Linked DNA regions of Homo sapiens: regions 1, 3 and 4 are each linked to region 2. A link is a contact called in ENCODE Hi-C or POLR2A ChIA-PET data. All regions are on one chromosome and are shown on one strand. The core of a region is the stretch at or near the end of the contact, and the rest is flanking DNA. Distances in the headings are between cores, read along the strand shown.

What was found. Hi-C counts contacts between places; a loop is a spot of excess contacts on that map. ChIA-PET counts read pairs that join two places held with the same protein, here RNA polymerase II (POLR2A). Pooled maps may share reads with other maps.
Region 1: a loop to region 2 is called in a pooled map, with 3 times the contacts of the local background. The contact joins the enhancer-like site here to the promoter of HRK in region 2. A Hi-C loop is called at or near these places in 2 of 50 pooled maps. POLR2A ChIA-PET finds 5 or more read pairs at or near these places in 4 of 52 experiments (OCI-LY7, WTC11 and activated CD4-positive, alpha-beta T cell).
Region 3: a loop to region 2 is called in a map of OCI-LY7, with 2.5 times the contacts of the local background. The contact joins the enhancer-like site here to the promoter of HRK in region 2. A Hi-C loop is called at or near these places in 1 of 168 maps with a recorded cell type or tissue (OCI-LY7), 2 of 37 single-sample maps with no recorded cell type and 6 of 50 pooled maps. POLR2A ChIA-PET finds 5 or more read pairs at or near these places in 2 of 52 experiments (OCI-LY7 and WTC11).
Region 4: a pooled map shows a loop between it and region 2 (2.0-fold over the local background). The contact joins the enhancer-like site here to the promoter of HRK in region 2. A Hi-C loop is called at or near these places in 1 of 50 pooled maps. POLR2A ChIA-PET finds 5 or more read pairs at or near these places in 2 of 52 experiments (H1 and activated T-cell).

Annotation. Positions count from the first base shown.
Region 1 is chr12:117,023,772-117,027,620 of GRCh38, forward strand. It overlaps FBXW8 (F-box and WD repeat domain containing 8), which reads left to right. Exons shown (of 11, transcript NM_153348.3): 9 at 376-549; 10 at 3,623-3,733. Among named protein-coding and RNA genes, the nearest start is that of TESC, 74 kb to the right of the region's middle. RefSeq lists enhancers at 354-1,553, 873-1,408, 1,409-1,944. Within about 2 kb of position 1,865, at least 12 of the 41 ENCODE cell types and tissues checked have a DNase peak (open chromatin) inside an H3K27ac peak, as active enhancers do.
Region 2 is chr12:116,879,131-116,882,846 of GRCh38, forward strand. It overlaps HRK (harakiri, BCL2 interacting protein), which reads right to left and starts at 2,311. Exons shown (of 2, transcript NM_003806.4): 1 at 1,846-2,311. The coding sequence starts at 2,177. The coding sequence ends at 1,902. RefSeq lists silencers at 840-1,040, 1,919-1,998 and an enhancer at 2,504-3,465.
Region 3 is chr12:117,113,323-117,117,173 of GRCh38, forward strand. The region is part of intron 2 of TESC-AS1 (TESC antisense RNA 1); the gene reads left to right. The region is part of intron 1 of LOC105370010 (a long non-coding RNA gene); the gene reads right to left. Among named protein-coding and RNA genes, the nearest start is that of TESC-AS1, 16 kb to the left of the region's middle. Within about 2 kb of position 1,654, at least 2 of the 41 ENCODE cell types and tissues checked have a DNase peak (open chromatin) inside an H3K27ac peak, as active enhancers do.
Region 4 is chr12:116,675,045-116,678,663 of GRCh38, forward strand. The region is part of intron 1 of LINC03088 (long intergenic non-protein coding RNA 3088); the gene reads left to right. Among named protein-coding and RNA genes, the nearest start is that of LINC03088, 15 kb to the left of the region's middle. Within about 2 kb of position 1,930, at least 6 of the 41 ENCODE cell types and tissues checked have a DNase peak (open chromatin) inside an H3K27ac peak, as active enhancers do.

The DNA of each region.
Region 1 (3,849 bases), core at 615-3,114, 140 kb after region 2:
CCTTTAACAGGTTATTTTACCAACAGCAAAATTACTGTGCTGGGCAGTACACCTACTGCTGGGACAGGCGTCTCAGGCCAACCTGCGCATGCAGTCATGCAGGTGGCTTTTCCCTGTTAAGCAGGTAAAGTGGGCAGCCACTGTCCTTGGCCTGCGTCTTTCTTGCTCCATGTGCTTTTAAACCATTCAGATGAGACCGTGTGGGTCCTCCCTGACAGTCTGTGCTTGATGTCCTTATTATCGATGTTTGTTTGCAGCTGAGGAGTTTTTCATAGCAGTGTTGTGCATAGACCAGCACCGTGGAGGGGGAGTTTGTCATTTGAAGCTTTGACTCTAACCCCATTTCCCTTCTCTGCTCTTCCTGGGCCTGTCCAGGGTGAGGATCCACGACCTCCGCAGTGGTAACATCGCCCTGTCGCTCTCCGCCCATCAGCTCAGGGTCTCTGCTGTGCAGATGGATGACTGGAAGATCGTCAGTGGAGGCGAGGAAGGCCTGGTGTCCGTGTGGGATTATCGGATGAACCAGAAGCTGTGGGAGGTGTATTCCGGGTAAGGTGCATTCTAGACACTCTTGGGAGTTCCTAGTAGGAACAGGGAAGGCAGCACTAATCAGCCTGCACCAGGCACGGTGCTAAATGCCCCCTACCCCCCGGCTTCGCCAGGTGAATCCTTACTGTGACCCTAGGAGCCAGCTGCTGTCCCAGCACCGCTCTGCAGAGGAGGAAACAGGCTTGGAAATGGCGCTGGTCAGTGGGGATGCAGTTCCTGTCTCTGACATCATTCAGATCGCCACAATTCCTACATTAGCCAGGCCCAGCTTTCTCTAAGAATGAAACTACTTTTTTGCAAGTGCTATTCTGATTATTTTAGGATTTCTCCATCTTAATAAACAGAAAAGGGAACTCAAAAACATAGGAAGCTCGCTGGGCTAGACCAGGATGTGACACCCCACCTGCCCACAGGTGGAAGGCAGGGCTGGCCCAGCTGCTGTCCTCCACTCGAGTCCGTCATGTGTAACCATGGTTCTGCCCGTTGCTTAGACTTTCCTCATGCTGTTTACAGAGAAGAGCACTTAGGACTGAAGGGGTTCAGGCTCCAACGAAGGAGGAATTTGTCATTTCCACCTTTAACACCACTATTCAAAATATAAATAAATACTATCCTAAGCACAGGCTGATGGCGTCACAGAGGTAGGTAGGTTTACGCCAGTGGCACCTAACTGGTTAAGACATTTCCAGTGAGCCTGCTTCTGACCTTCAAAGCAGCAGCCCAGCCCAGGGCTGGCTCATCAGAGCTGACTTGAGCCCACCTGCCACCACCTCTACCTGGCCCTGCAGGCCTCGAACAGGAGACCCTGCGTTTGAGACAGGTGGGGAGAAAGGCAGCCGGCCCTCTCGCTTGCTGCCCTCAGCACCACTGTGAAGAGACATTCGGCCAGACACGTGGCTCACCTGTAATCCCAGCTACTCAGGAGACTGAGGAGCTCTCAAGGCCAGGGGTTTGAGGCTGCAGTGACTGTGTCACTGTACTCCAGCCTGGGTGACAGAATGAAACCCCATCTCTACAAAACCGAGATGATTCTGGGCCAGTGGCCTCTGAGCATGACAACATAGAAGAGCAGAAACAGGGCAAGGCCCTCCCACAGGAACTAAGATTTGTTCCCCACTTACCGCAAATCAAGGTAAACCGACCTCTGAGAACACAACCTCTGAGCAGCGACATGGTCTTTATGGAAGTGCAAGGTCAGCAATTTGACAGGTGTCTCCAAGAGGCGGCAGGGTTACATGCAGAATGGGCTTCTTCCTTGGAGGGCAGTGTTGGCAAACACTGTGGCCGGCACATTTTATCAGACAGAGCCCTGGGTACTGCCTGGCCCGCCCCCTCGCTGTGGCTGTGCCTGTTGAGGGCGCCTCGGCCCTTTTTCTGAATGGTGATGCACTGAATTGCCACCAGGTGGTGCCAAACGGCAACTAAAACTCCCGCACTGAAATTCCCGGAAGCATTGCCTTTGAGGAAAACCCTGGATCAGCCATCCAGGTCCTCAGGGATGGCTGCCAGCCCCCAACTCCAGTAGATCTCATTTTTCTCTCAGCAAAGCTTCACTCCCTGGGACAGGCCACTGAGATGAAGCCTAGCTAAGGAAGGCCTTCCCCAGAGGTGTGGCCCTGTCCCAGCACTGCCTCTGTCCCTGTGCGGTCCAGGCTTGTCCCCCACGTGGTCACTGTTTTCACCAGCACAAGGCTGACAGACACATGGTCTCCTGCCCAGAACTCACTGACTTGCTCAAGGCCTCACCTGCAGTGCCTGCTGCCAGGCCCCAGTCTGGCTGTTGTTTGGTCACTGTCATGTACCTCCCGCTGTCCGCTTCAGTCTCTTCAGCCCAGGTCCTCGCCTGCCTGACAGGGTGCCGTCAGTCCTCCAGGCTGCAGGCCTCCACCAAGCCTGCCCTCCCTCCCCGGGTCTTTCTCATCCTCCAGGTCCCATGCCAGGTCCACCAACACTTTCCTTCAGTCCTCCAGGCTGCAGGCCTCCACCAAGCCTGCCCTCCCTCCCCGGGTCTTTCTCATCCTCCAGGTCCCATGCCAGGTCCACCAACACTTTCCTTCAGTCCTCCAGGCTGCAGGCCTCCACCAAGCCTGCCCTCCCTTCCCGGGTCTTTCTCATCCTCCAGGTCCCATGCCAGGTCCACCAACACTTTCCTTCTGTGGGTGTCCCAACCCCAGGGAGGCAGGGACTGCTTCCCAGCTTCCCTCACTTCCAAGAATCCTTTGCTTTAGTCAAGGAGAGCAGCCCTGGCCCAGCCCACACAGGCCTCGTCCCCTCCTGTGCACCCCTCCCAGCCCACAGCACCTCCTGCTCCTCCCAGCACTTAACTCTGGGTCACACATTCTTTGTAGCTTGTAACATCGCTCGTGCTACAGAAACAATGGTCATGTTTTCTGGGACTGCATCTTACCTTCTTCACTAGCTAGGGCTCTCCCTGGGCCAGGCATCCACCTGGATGAGACATCTTTTTAATCCAGTGTCTCCTAGCTCAGTGCCGTGACCACAGCCGGTACTGCATGAAAGTTTCAGAATGAACGCAAACCTCTGTTCAAGAGACTTGGAACCATTTTGTTCCAAGATTTTCCGAACGTGCTTTCACCACCCAGGGTACGTGTGTCATTGCAGCCCTATGAGCAGGATGTGGGGGGCACCTTCATGGATCAACAGTGAACGTGCCCCCAGTGCTCCATAGATGATGGAGAGCCTGGCTGGGAAAGCTCAAGGGACTTGCCCAGGGAGGCAGCGATGGGCCAGTCTCTGTTGCATGTGGCTGATTCGTCTGCAGTAGGGTGTGCCCTTTATGTCTGGAATGTACCAGGTTGTGGGGGCAGATGCCAGCATGCGTACGGGGCATGCAGACCTGTTTACAAAGTCATGCCCAAAGCGTGGCCTGCTCACCTGAGCTTCGGGAACTGAGGTGAGACACTGCTTCCATGGGGGCCCTGTTCCCTCTGTGAAAGAGAAGCTTAGCTTTATGGGTTCTAGAATCCCCTGCAGCTCTGAACTCCCAGGCCTGCGGCAGCAAGTGCAGGCCCAGTGGACGCCCCCTTACGAGCTCTCTCCCACTGCCTTCCAGGCACCCGGTGCAGCACATCTCATTCAGCAGCCACAGCCTCATCACGGCCAACGTGCCTTACCAGACGGTAATGCGAAACGCCGACCTGGACAGCTTCACTACTCACAGGAGGTTAGTGGTGGGGCCGGGCGAGTAAGAGACCATCTTAGTTTGACTGATGTATAGAACCCCACCCCCCCCGCCGTGACACATTGCACCCTATGGGCTATACCCTCAGGCAGGGCCCT
Region 2 (3,716 bases), core at 1,061-3,560:
AGGGGCACCCGACATCCCGCACGCCTGGTGCCGGAAGGGGAGAGCGTTTCCAATCTCCTGGACGACAGAACCAGAGAAAGCCGTGTCCCAGCCCTCTCTCCACAGTTCTATTTGATTTTACTACCTTCCTCTCTTTCCTTCTCATTCACTTTTCAATTGTCTTGCAACTTGTTTTCCAGGCAGTTTCTCTTTTTCTCTATCCTCCCCAAACTTCTTGTCCCTCCCCATCTCGTCGCTTGTTTTTTCTCTTCCTCTTCGCCCACTTTTTTTCTGCCTCTTCCCAAATTCCACGCTTTGGGCTTCGCGTCTGTCGCTCAACTTCCTTTTTCTGCACCCCGCGATCCATCCAAAATGTTCTTCCTGTCCCTGGGATTGGGCAGCCTCAGCCTGGCCCCTTTCAGTCGCGGGAGCCCCTGGCCTCTCCAACAGGAGAGAGAGAAGGTAGGGAGAAGTGGATGGGACCCCCGGCGCCCGGGAGCCGGGCAGAGAGCGCCCCGAAGCGCGCATTTCTCTTCGCCAGCGCCCGGGCTGCGCGGGCCCACGCGACATCTGTCGCCTGCGGTCCCGGCTCACACCCCGCGCACCCCCGCAGCTCCCTGGGCGCTGCCACCCCCCACGCTCCGGCTGCCGCCTTTCCCCGCGGGCGCAGACGCTCGGGCCTCGCCTTCAGGCGCCGCTCCAACTTCCCAGGGTGTCTGCGGCGCGCGGCGGGGCTCGGGGGCGGGGACCTAAGGGCGGCTGGCTATGTCACCTTCGAGCTTCACCTTCCGGCCCTAGACCCATCTATGGTGGGCTCAGCCTGATTCTCTCTCCCTCATTCTCTGCAGCGCTCCTCGCTACTCCAGGATCCAGAGTAGTAAGACGATGCTTACGCTGTGTGCTTCCTCAAAGCGCCTAGCACAGTGCCAGGCGCACAGCTAGGGCACAATGATCCCCCCACCCCAAGAGCCTAGTACCTTCCTCCCACTGATACCAACCACACTAGGTGCTCAGTACCCACTTCCTGTCCTAAGTTCTCAACACATGACCTCCCTAAACAGTGCCCAGCACCCCGAAGGAGCTCAATAAATGTTCCTTCCTTAAGGCTTCCCATTGGAGTTTCCCTGAAAGCCCCCTATTCCAGCCCACTCCGAGGGCGTCTCCTTCCCGTAGCAGCTACAACCGTCTGGGGAGAAGGAAGCCAAACTCCTTAAACAGGACACCTCACTCGAGAAGGAGCGAAGTTGGCAGGGCAGAGGAAAATTGCAAATGCGCGGAGCTTGGGAAGAAAGATTGGGCCAGCCAGAAACCTGGAGGGGGAGGAAGTCTCGAGATGCGCTTGGGGTGCCAGATAATGGGGATCAGAGATTGGAGAAGTGACACTTAGGGACAAGAGGTTGGGAGCAAAGGTGATGGAGACGGGGGCGACTCAGGAACGGCAAGAGGATTGGAACGGGACCGGGGACCTTTCTTGGAAGTGCGATAGATTTTAAGTATTTGGCGTGGCTTACAACTACATTCCCATAGCAAGCACACTTTTTACTTGCATTGTGTGTTTATTTGTGGGGCTGGTGGGGATTATGGAGGCTGAAGTCCTCCGCAAGCCACTGAGCTATAAGTGAGTAGCAAGATGCGCTTAAGGACTCGCAGAGATGGGGGCAGAAACGGTGGACCTTACACTTGGAAGGGAAGACTGGGGACTGGGTAGAAGAGGAGAGGTGGAGATGCTTGCAAGAGAAGAGAACGGAGGAAGAAGGAGAAGGGAAAAGAAGAAAGCCAAACTTGCCACTCTCCCGCTCCCGGGCCAGCCCAGCGTCTCCAGTGCCCAGCTGCCGCGCCCCGGCTCTCGCTCGCTCGCTCGCGTACCTGTTGCTCGCTCCGGCTGGGTCTCGGCTCCGGCCCCACCAAGAAGCCCCGCGTTCCTACAAGTTCCGCCTGCCGAGCAGCCAGGCCGCCAGCGCCGCCACCTGCGCGGCCGCGCACAGCCAAGGCCAGTAGGTGGGGAGCGCGCCGGGCGCCGGCGCCCTCCGGCTCCGCGCGCGGCGCCGCCACATGGTGCGCTGGTGCAGCTCGTCGCCTAGCGCCTTGAGCCGGGCGGCGGTGAGCTGCGCGGCGGACGAGCGCAGCCCCAGGCGACCCGCGCTGCAGGCGCACACGGCCGGGGGGCCGCGGCCGCGGTGCAGGGGGCACGGGCACATGACCGCTGGCCTCGCTCCCGCCCCGCGCTCGGGCCGCCCCTCGCCTCCTCTCCCTCCGGCCTCTGCGCCCGCTGCCGCCGCGCTCCAGCCGCCGGGGGCCTCCCCTGGACACCAAGTTTCTCCTTGTGTTGTGCGTTTGTTGTGCTGACGGCGCTATTATTAATTAAAGTGTCACATGGTGGAGGGGGGCGGGGAGGGGGGTTACATCATCCGGCCCCCGGGGGTTGGGGGGGGGGCTGCAGGCAGAAGAAACCGAGAGGTAACTTTTAACCCTAGCGGCGCCGGCAGCTAGGGAGCGCGAGGTTTGGGAGACGGGGAGCGCGGCGCGGGGCGGCGCGAGAAGGCTCCCCGCAGCGGAGGTCCTGGGCTTTGGGGGTCTCGGGGGACCCCCGCGGAGGCGCGGAGCGCGAGGGAAGGTTGTTCTCCTTCCCCTTTTCCTGAATTCAGCTCGAGTTCCGATTTGGCGAGGGAAAAAGGCTTGTTTGCCGTTTTGGATGAAGCTGATGCTGAATTCGGCTGCATTATTCAAAAATATTCCGAGGCTGTTGTTTTGTTTGGGGGAGGTGGGTGGATTCAAAATCTTATGGAAGGGTCAGATTACACCCAACTTGCCTCGTTTCAGGTCTGACTTGGCACCTGTAGGCTTTCAGCCTGACCCTAACGTGCCCCCAGCGCCTGGCTAGAAACCTGACCCTAAAGTGCCCCCAGCGCCCGGTGGGAGGCTGGATGGGCCCACCTGAGCTCGCGTGGGGCGCGGACGGAGGCATTCTCGCTGCCCGGCACCCGCACCCAAAAGACCCTCGCAAGGGGCTTTCTAAAGGGAAACTTCTTGTCTGCTTTCTTTGTGAACATTATTTTCCTGATGGCGTTACAGTTTTCTGCGATGACCCCGATTTAATGCGCAGTGGAGACCCTAAGGGGTCGGCGAGAGGAGGGGCGCGGGGGACTTTAATTCCCCCTTTTCCAATCCGACAGCCACTCCTGTGCACCTCCAGACTGGAGCGTCTGCAGTTGTCACAAACGGTGAAGGTTCAGATGGGCTGGGCGGCTGTCAGGATTCTGTGGGGGAGAATGAAACCTGTGATCTTAAATCGACTGGGATTCAGACAACTTTGGGATTCAGACCATCGGGATGAGTCCAGAGATGGCTCCAAGTTGGGAGTCTGGAACCTGCTGAGGGAGCTTCCGTTCTTGCCTTCCCACCGCAGAGTATAACCAAGATTCTTCGAGTCTGTGAACTTAGTTTTGGTCTGAATTGATCAGGAGGAGAAATGTCCCTTTTGGCCCACAGCGTGGTGAAATGACAACAAAGTCAGGGCTCAAAGCCCACAACACTGTGTGATTCTGGTGGCCTTTTCCCTCACCCAGCTCCAATTATTCTAGGCTTCATAATGGCCAAGACCTACTGCGCATCTTCTATGTCTGGCACCTGTGGGCTTTGGGCGCCCTTGCCTCTGCTGCCTAAAGGTAAATCTCCCAACAATTCTACATGCAATTACTATAATATTTCAAAGATGAGGAAGCTGAGGCACAGGTAGG
Region 3 (3,851 bases), core at 404-2,903, 230 kb after region 2:
CTTGGTTCCCGTCTATGGCCCGTGAAATGGGCACACAGATTTTACATGAAGTGCTGCCATATGGAAGGTGCGCAGTAACAGACGAGTGTGACTCTGGTCATTGGCCGGCTCGGGGCCTGCTGCTCCAGGTGCAGTTGCTGGGCCTGGCCGGGACTCAGTGGGGAATGATGGCCTCTCAGGAGGCTCCCTGCACAAGCTGACGTGCATGGGGCAGAAAGTCCGCAGAGATTAGTTGTTCTCAGGTTGTGTGCTGCAGGAGATGGGGAGGACAATTTGGTGCCTGTCTCCTGGGGGCAGGTCCCAGCCCCTCAGAAGGAAGAAGCATAGACAGGCCTGAATATTTATGAAGCCTGGGGCTCAACCCCAGCCACAGATATCACAGGGTGAAGAGTGGGCCTGTCCATTTCTAGGTGGAGGAAGGTGGGTGTGGATACGCATGAACTCAGCACTTAGGCACCCCTGTGGGTAGGTCAGCAGGAGGTGGGGAGGGTCCCAGGAGCAGGGGCGCCTACAGGAGGCATCCTTCCCAGGACCTCAGTCAGAGGTGCAGGGGCAGAACTGAGGACAGATGGGATTACTGCAAAGTTCCCTTTCCCTCTGTCTCTGTCCACAGAGCATGGTGGAACGGGGGATACCTTCACGCCACTCACACTGAGGCTTCATTTCCTATCCAGGAGGACGCAGACAGAAGGCCCATGGCTTTGGATCAGCCTTGACATTCAGAAGTCAAGGACAATAGAGTTTTCTCGAGATGCATATATGTTTAGAAGCAGCAACATGAAGCTAAAGTCTCTTTCTGGAGGACTCAGGAGTGAGAGCCCTCTGTCTACTGCGGTACGGAGAGAGCCCAGGTGCAGAATGAACCAGAGCGGCCGTTCTTGAACCTGGCCTCACATTAGAACCACCTGGGGAGTATGTAGAACGCCTGATGCTCAGGCCACACCCAGACCCCATGTGAATGAAGGCTGAGGGGTGGGAAGGGCAGCATCAGTACTGTTTTTATTTTTATTATTATTTTTTAATGTTTAAAAATTTTTTTTTTTGAGATGGAGTTTTACTCTGTCGCCCAGGCTGGAGTGTAGTGGCATGATCTTGGCTTACTGCAACCTCTGTCTCCTGGGCTCAAGTGATTCTCCTGCCTCAGCCTCCTAAGTAGCTGGGATTACAGGTGTGCGCCACCATGCCCAGCTAATTTTTTTTTTTTTTTTTGTATTTTTAATAGAGGCAGGGTTTCACCATGTTGGCCAGGCTGGTCTCGAACTCCTGACCTCAAGTGATCCACCTGCCTCGGCCTCCCAAAGTGCTGGGATTACAGGAGGGAGCCACCACACCTAGCCAGTGCTGTTTTTAAATCCCCCAGGTGATTCCAAAATGCTGTCAAGTTTGACAACAGACCATTGTCTCTACCCCAGCTGCAAAAGAGACCAACCTGGAGAGCTCTAATCCCAGGCAGATGAAATTAGAATCTTTGGGGGGGTAGTAGGGGCCCAGGTGGTGGTGTCTGTAAAGGGTATATACAGGGTAGAGAATCACAAATCGAATCAACCCAGTGGTGTGATTCTGCACCACCTGGCATGGTGTGTGTCTGAGTGTGTATGTGCGATAGTGTGTTCTCGGAGAGTCCTGGTGTGTGACCTTGGGCTGAGATTAGGCACTTGGCAGCTGCGCTGAAGCCGTAGCTCATTAACCCCCATAACCCAGGGACGAGAGTGGTGCATTAGCCAGGAGCAGCTCACAGGTGGCACCTGCACAACGGCTCCTCCGAGGCTGCCTGTCGCTTGCCCATCTCTGCCTCTTTCAACTCAGGTTGCATTTAGGGCCTCACAGGGAAGAAACGTTTCCTTTCCTCAGTAAATCAGTCTGGAGCTGTTCTTTGGGACAACACTGGTAAAGGAAACCTTAGGAATTTTGGTGAATGCAGCGTGGCCCTGGGCAAGTCACTTCTCTGTAGCACTTCCTTTATTTATTTATGTATTTATTTATGTATTTATTCATTACTATTTTAGATGTAGTTTCACTCTTGTTGCCCAGGCTGGAGTGCAGTGGCACAATCTCGGCTCACTGCAACCTCCACCTCCCGGGTTCAAGCGATTCTTCTGCCTCAGCCTCCCAAATAGCTGGGAGTAAAGGCACACGCCACCATGCCCAGCTAATTTTTTTGTATTTTTAGTAGAGACAGGGTTTCACCACATTGGCCAGGCTGGTCTCCAACTCCTGACTTCAGGTGATCCACCTGCCTTGGCCTCCCGAACTGCTGGGATTACAGGTGTGAGCCACCGTGCCCAGCCCTTTATTTTTATTTTATTTCATTATTATTTTTTGAGATGGAGTCTCACTCTGTCACCCAGGCAGGAGTGCAATGGTGTAATCTCAGCTCACTGCGCCCTCCACCTCCCCGAGCTCAAGTGATCCTCCTGCCTCAGCCTCCCAAGTAGCTGGGACTACAGGCGTGTGCCACCACATCCAGCTAATTTTTTGTATTTTTAGTAGAGACGGGGTTTCACCATGTTTGCCAGGCTGGTCTCGAACTCCTGACCTCAAGTGATCTGCCCGCCTCAGCCTCCCAAAGTGCTGGGATTACAGATGTGAGCCACCACACCTGGCCTGTGCTTCCTTTCTTTAAAGAAGATAAAAGACGAATCTCCTCTTGTCCTCTTGTCACAATGCATGTGAGTAAGCGTACTGGGCTCTCTGAAAGTCAGCTGTGATGAATTTTTAAAAGATGACCTATCCACAGATGCGGTGCTCACACCTGGAATCCCAGCACTTTGGGAGGACTGCTTGAGACCAGGAGTTCGAGACCAGCCTGGGTAACATAGCAAGACCTCCATGTCTACAAAAAAAAAAAAATAGCTGGGCAAGGTGATGTGGGCCTGTAGTCCCAGCTATTCAAGAGGCTGAGGTGGGAGGATCGCTTAACCTGGGAGGTCAAGGCTGCAGTGAGCCGTGATGGTCCCACTGCACTCCAGCCTGGGCAACAGAGCAAGACCGTGTCTAAAGAAAAAAAAATGACTTATCAAGCTTCTATGTGGTGTAAGAAGGTAAAACCCCACTGCAGAAAGAGGGAAACTGAGGCTCATGGAGCAAAGTTTAGTGGAGCCAGGGTGCAATGTCAAAATCATGGGCAGCCATGACACCTCTTGAAAATCTCCTATGGTGACCACAGAGTATGGCACTCAGAGCTTTATGTGCCTAACCAGGTACAGGAAATTATGTGTACTATGGATGGTCAAATGCCCAGGAATGTACTGTGCATAAGAGCCTGCCTATGGCAAGTAATAATCTGAAACAGTATTTTTGTAGTTTTTTAAGAGACAGGGTCTCCCTCTGTTGCCCAGGCTGGAGTGCAGTGGTGCCATCGTGTCTCACTGCAGTCTCCACCTCCCAGGTTCAAGTGATCTTCCCACCTCAGCCTCCTGAATAGCTGGGACAACAGGCCCGCACCACATTGCCCAGTTGTTTTTTTTTCATGTTTTATAGAGATGGGGTCTAGCCTTATTGCCCAGGCTGGTCTCGAACTCCAGGCCTCAAGCAATCCTCCTGCCTTGGCCTCCCAAAACATTGGGATTACAGGCATGAGCAACCGGGCCTGGCCTAAACGCGTATTTTTTATTGACTTTATATGACATTTATTTTTCCAGTTTTATTGATTTATAATTGACAAAAATTGCATATATTTAGGGTGTATATTGTGATATTTAAATATATGTCTATAAGTGAAATGATTATAATAGATAATTATTTCTATGATAATTAACATATCCATTAATATATCCATTTCAAGATAATTCACGTATCTATCCCCTTATATGCTATTTGTGTGTGTGGTAAGAACACTTGAGATCTAGTCT
Region 4 (3,619 bases), core at 680-3,179, 200 kb before region 2:
CATTCCATCTATTATTTTTTTGTTTCTTTTAGAGGCAGGGTCTTATTCTGTTGATTCTGTTGCCCAGGATGGAGTGCAGTGGCACCATCTAGTTCACTGCAGCCTTGACCTCCTTGGATTACACGATCCTCCTGCCTCAGCCTCCCAAGTAGCTGGGACTACAGGCTCACCCCACTGCACCCAGCAAATTTTTAATTTTTTTTTTTGTAGAGATGAGGTCTTACCATGTTTCCCAGGCTGATCTCAAACTCCTTGGTTTCAGGCAGTCCTCCTGCCTCAGCCTCCCAAGGCCTTGGGATTACAGGCGTGAGCCACTGCACCCGGCCCACACTCCATCTACTTCTAACTCCCTGCCTCTCCTGCAGGCCAGAGGGGAGGGGAGGGGAAAAGCCTGCAAGACGGAAACCAGGAGGAAAGACTCACAATGGACGTGAGAGAATTGGTGGTACTCAACCTTTCTCCCTGATAGGGGAGTCAGGCCGGGGGAGGTGGGTGGCGGCAGAGATTTAGCGTAAACAAACATTTCCTTGTCTGGTAGGTCATTTTGTAATTATATGCAGGTCAAGCTCTTTAGAGCTCCCGGAAATCAGACAATATCTGCCTGCAGAGAGGCCAGTCCTGCTCCAGGGCCCCCAGCGTGGAGGGGACTTTCATCAGAAGATCTTTCCCTATCCAGGCAGGAATCTAAGTGACCGTCCGGTGTGAAACAACGAAGCCAGCAAAAAGCAATAGGAAGGAGAGCCGACCTCAGAGTTCAGAAGATAAGCGGGGGAACAAAATGAATACGTGAACTTGGGGAAAACGGGCTGAGCCTGAAGCCCTGGGCAAGGTTCTCTGGGGAAAAGGGGATGACATTGACCTTGGCCTTCATGCTCTCGGGAGGGACGCTGGCAAGAGTGATGGAGAGAGGCACCTTTGTACATAGGACATTCCAAGCCACCACTTGGTACTCTCCATGGATGGCAAATGTGTCAACTTTGAGAGAGGATAACAGACCATTAAGAGAAAGCAAAGGAGGCTGTTGCCAGAGGTGGAAATTGGTTCTTGCCAACTAACTGCCCTCCTTCAATTTCACTCGGTCAAGGCAGTGGGGATTTTTCAAATCATCCTCATGGCTGTGGTTCCAGCACCACCCTGGGAGGGATGGGGTTGCAGGGTAAAGACTATAAAGAAGAGGGCTGGGTGCAGTGGCTCATGCCTGTAATCCCAGCACTTTGGAAAGCTAAGGTAGGCAGATCACTTGAGGTCAGGAGTTCAAGACCAGCCTGGTCAACATGGTGAAACCCCATCTCTATTAAAAATACAAAAATTAGCTGTACGTGGTGGTGTGTGCTTGTAATACCAGCTACTCGGGAGGCTAAGGCAGGAGAATTGCTGGAACCCAAGAGGCAGAGGTTGCAGTGAGCCAAGATCGTGCCACTGCACTCCAGCCTGGGCAACAGAGCAAGACCCCATCCACCCCCTTCCCTCCCAAAAAAAAGGCTCATGCCTATAGTCCCAGCTATTCAGGAGGCTGAGACAGAAGGATTGCTTGAGGCCACCAGTTCAAGGCTGCAGTGAGTTATGATTGCACCACTGCATTACAGCTGAGGCAACAGAGCGAGACTTGACTCAAAAGAAAAAAAAATTGATGGAATTTTGGCCGTATGCAGTGGCTCACGCCTGTAATCCCAATACTTTGGGAGGCTGAGGCAGGCGGATCACCTGAGGTCAGGAGTTTGAGACCAGCTGGACAACAGAGCATGACCCCATCTCAAAAAAAAAAACCCAAAAAACAAAACAACAACAACAACCAAAAAAAACCACAGAAGAGGCTTGACTGACAGCCAAGGAGAAAACTTAACGACACACACACACACAAAACCCCGAACTGGTAGCAAACAGGATGGACTGGTGGCTGCATGCCAAAGTCCTTTGGGTTCACATTTGACTTCAGCTTAGAGGGACAGTAGCCAGCGTTTCCCTTTGTCGGAACTAGGCAGATTATGGGAAGAGGCTCTGGCACTCTTAAAATTCCCCTGCCCTCACAGACCTAAAATTAACATCACTGTTTATAGTGCTGGCTGTGGATGTAGAATATCATATTACAGTAGTAAATGATACGATAAAGATATAGTAATCCAATATTGGAAATCTGAACTGACTATGACTACCAATTGCTTATGCATTTAACAGGTCATAATTATTAGCACTTACATCACTGTCCTTTGTGTTCAAGGATGACACCAACGGATACTGTCTCTACATGTGGCCAAGATCACGAAAGCATGAGAACTGTGTAATCTTTCTCTTTAAACAGCATTTTGAGATATAATTCATATACCATGCAATGCATGCTATTCAAGGGCTTTTGGAGTATTCACAGAGCTGTGCAACCATCACCACAATCTAATTTTAGAGCAGCTTTTTCTCCTCTAAAAGAACCCCCCCTCCCAAAAAAAAAAAAACCCCAAAAACCCCATACCAATAGCAGTTAGTCCCAAGTTCCCCTTTCTTCCACCCCCTGGTAACCATTTTCTGCCTCTGTGCCTTTGCCTAGTCTGTGTATTTCATATAAATAGTCATGCAATATGTGGTCTTTGGCAATGGCTTCTTTCGCTTAGCGTAATGTTTTCAGGGCTCATCCACGCTGTAGCATGAATCAGTACCATATACTTTATTCATTTTCTTTATTTTTTTCTCTTTTTGACTTTTATTTTAGAATCAGGGGTACACGTGCAGGTTTGTTACAAAGGTATATGACGTGATACTGAGGTTGGAAGTATGAATGGATCCCTCACCCCCAGTAGTGAGCATAGTATCCAATAGGTAGGTTGTTTTCAACCTTACTCCCTTCCCATCCTCCCTCCTCTTGTATTCCCCAGTGTCTGTCATTCCCGTTTTTATGACTATGTGTACCCAAAGCTTAGCTCCCCCTTACAAGTGAGAACATGCAGTATTTGATTTTCTGTTTCTGTGTTAGTTTGCTTAGAAGAATGGTTTCTAGCTGCATCCATGTTGCTGTAAAAGACATGATTTTTTTCCTTTTATGGCTGTGTAGTGTTCCATGGTGCCTATGTACCACATTTTCTTTATCCAGCCCACCATTGATGGGCACCTGGGTTGATTCCATGTCTTTGCTATTGCTACTTTTTTTATTGCCAACTATTATTCCATTGTATGGATATGCCATGTTTTGTTTATCCATTCACTGGCTTGACTTTTCTTTTTCTTTCTTTCTTTCTTTCCTTTTTCTTTCCATACATATAAGACGTACATATTTTGAGGGTACCTGTGATAATTTGATACAACCATATAATCAAATCAGGGTAATTGGGATGTCCATCACCTTAAATAATTATCTCTTTTTATTATTATTATTTTTAAGACAGAGTCTTACTCTGTTGCCCAGGCTGGAGTGCAGTGGCACAATCTCGGTTCACTGCAACCTCCACCTCCCGGATTCAAGCAATTCTCGTGCCTCAGCCTTCTAAGTAGCTGGGATTACAGGTGCCCACCATCAGGCCTGACTCATTTTTGTATTTTTAGTAGAGATGGGGGTTTCACCATGTTGGCCAGGCTGGTCTCAAACTCCTGAGCTTAAGTGATCTGCCCACCTCGGCCTCCCAAAGTGCTGGGA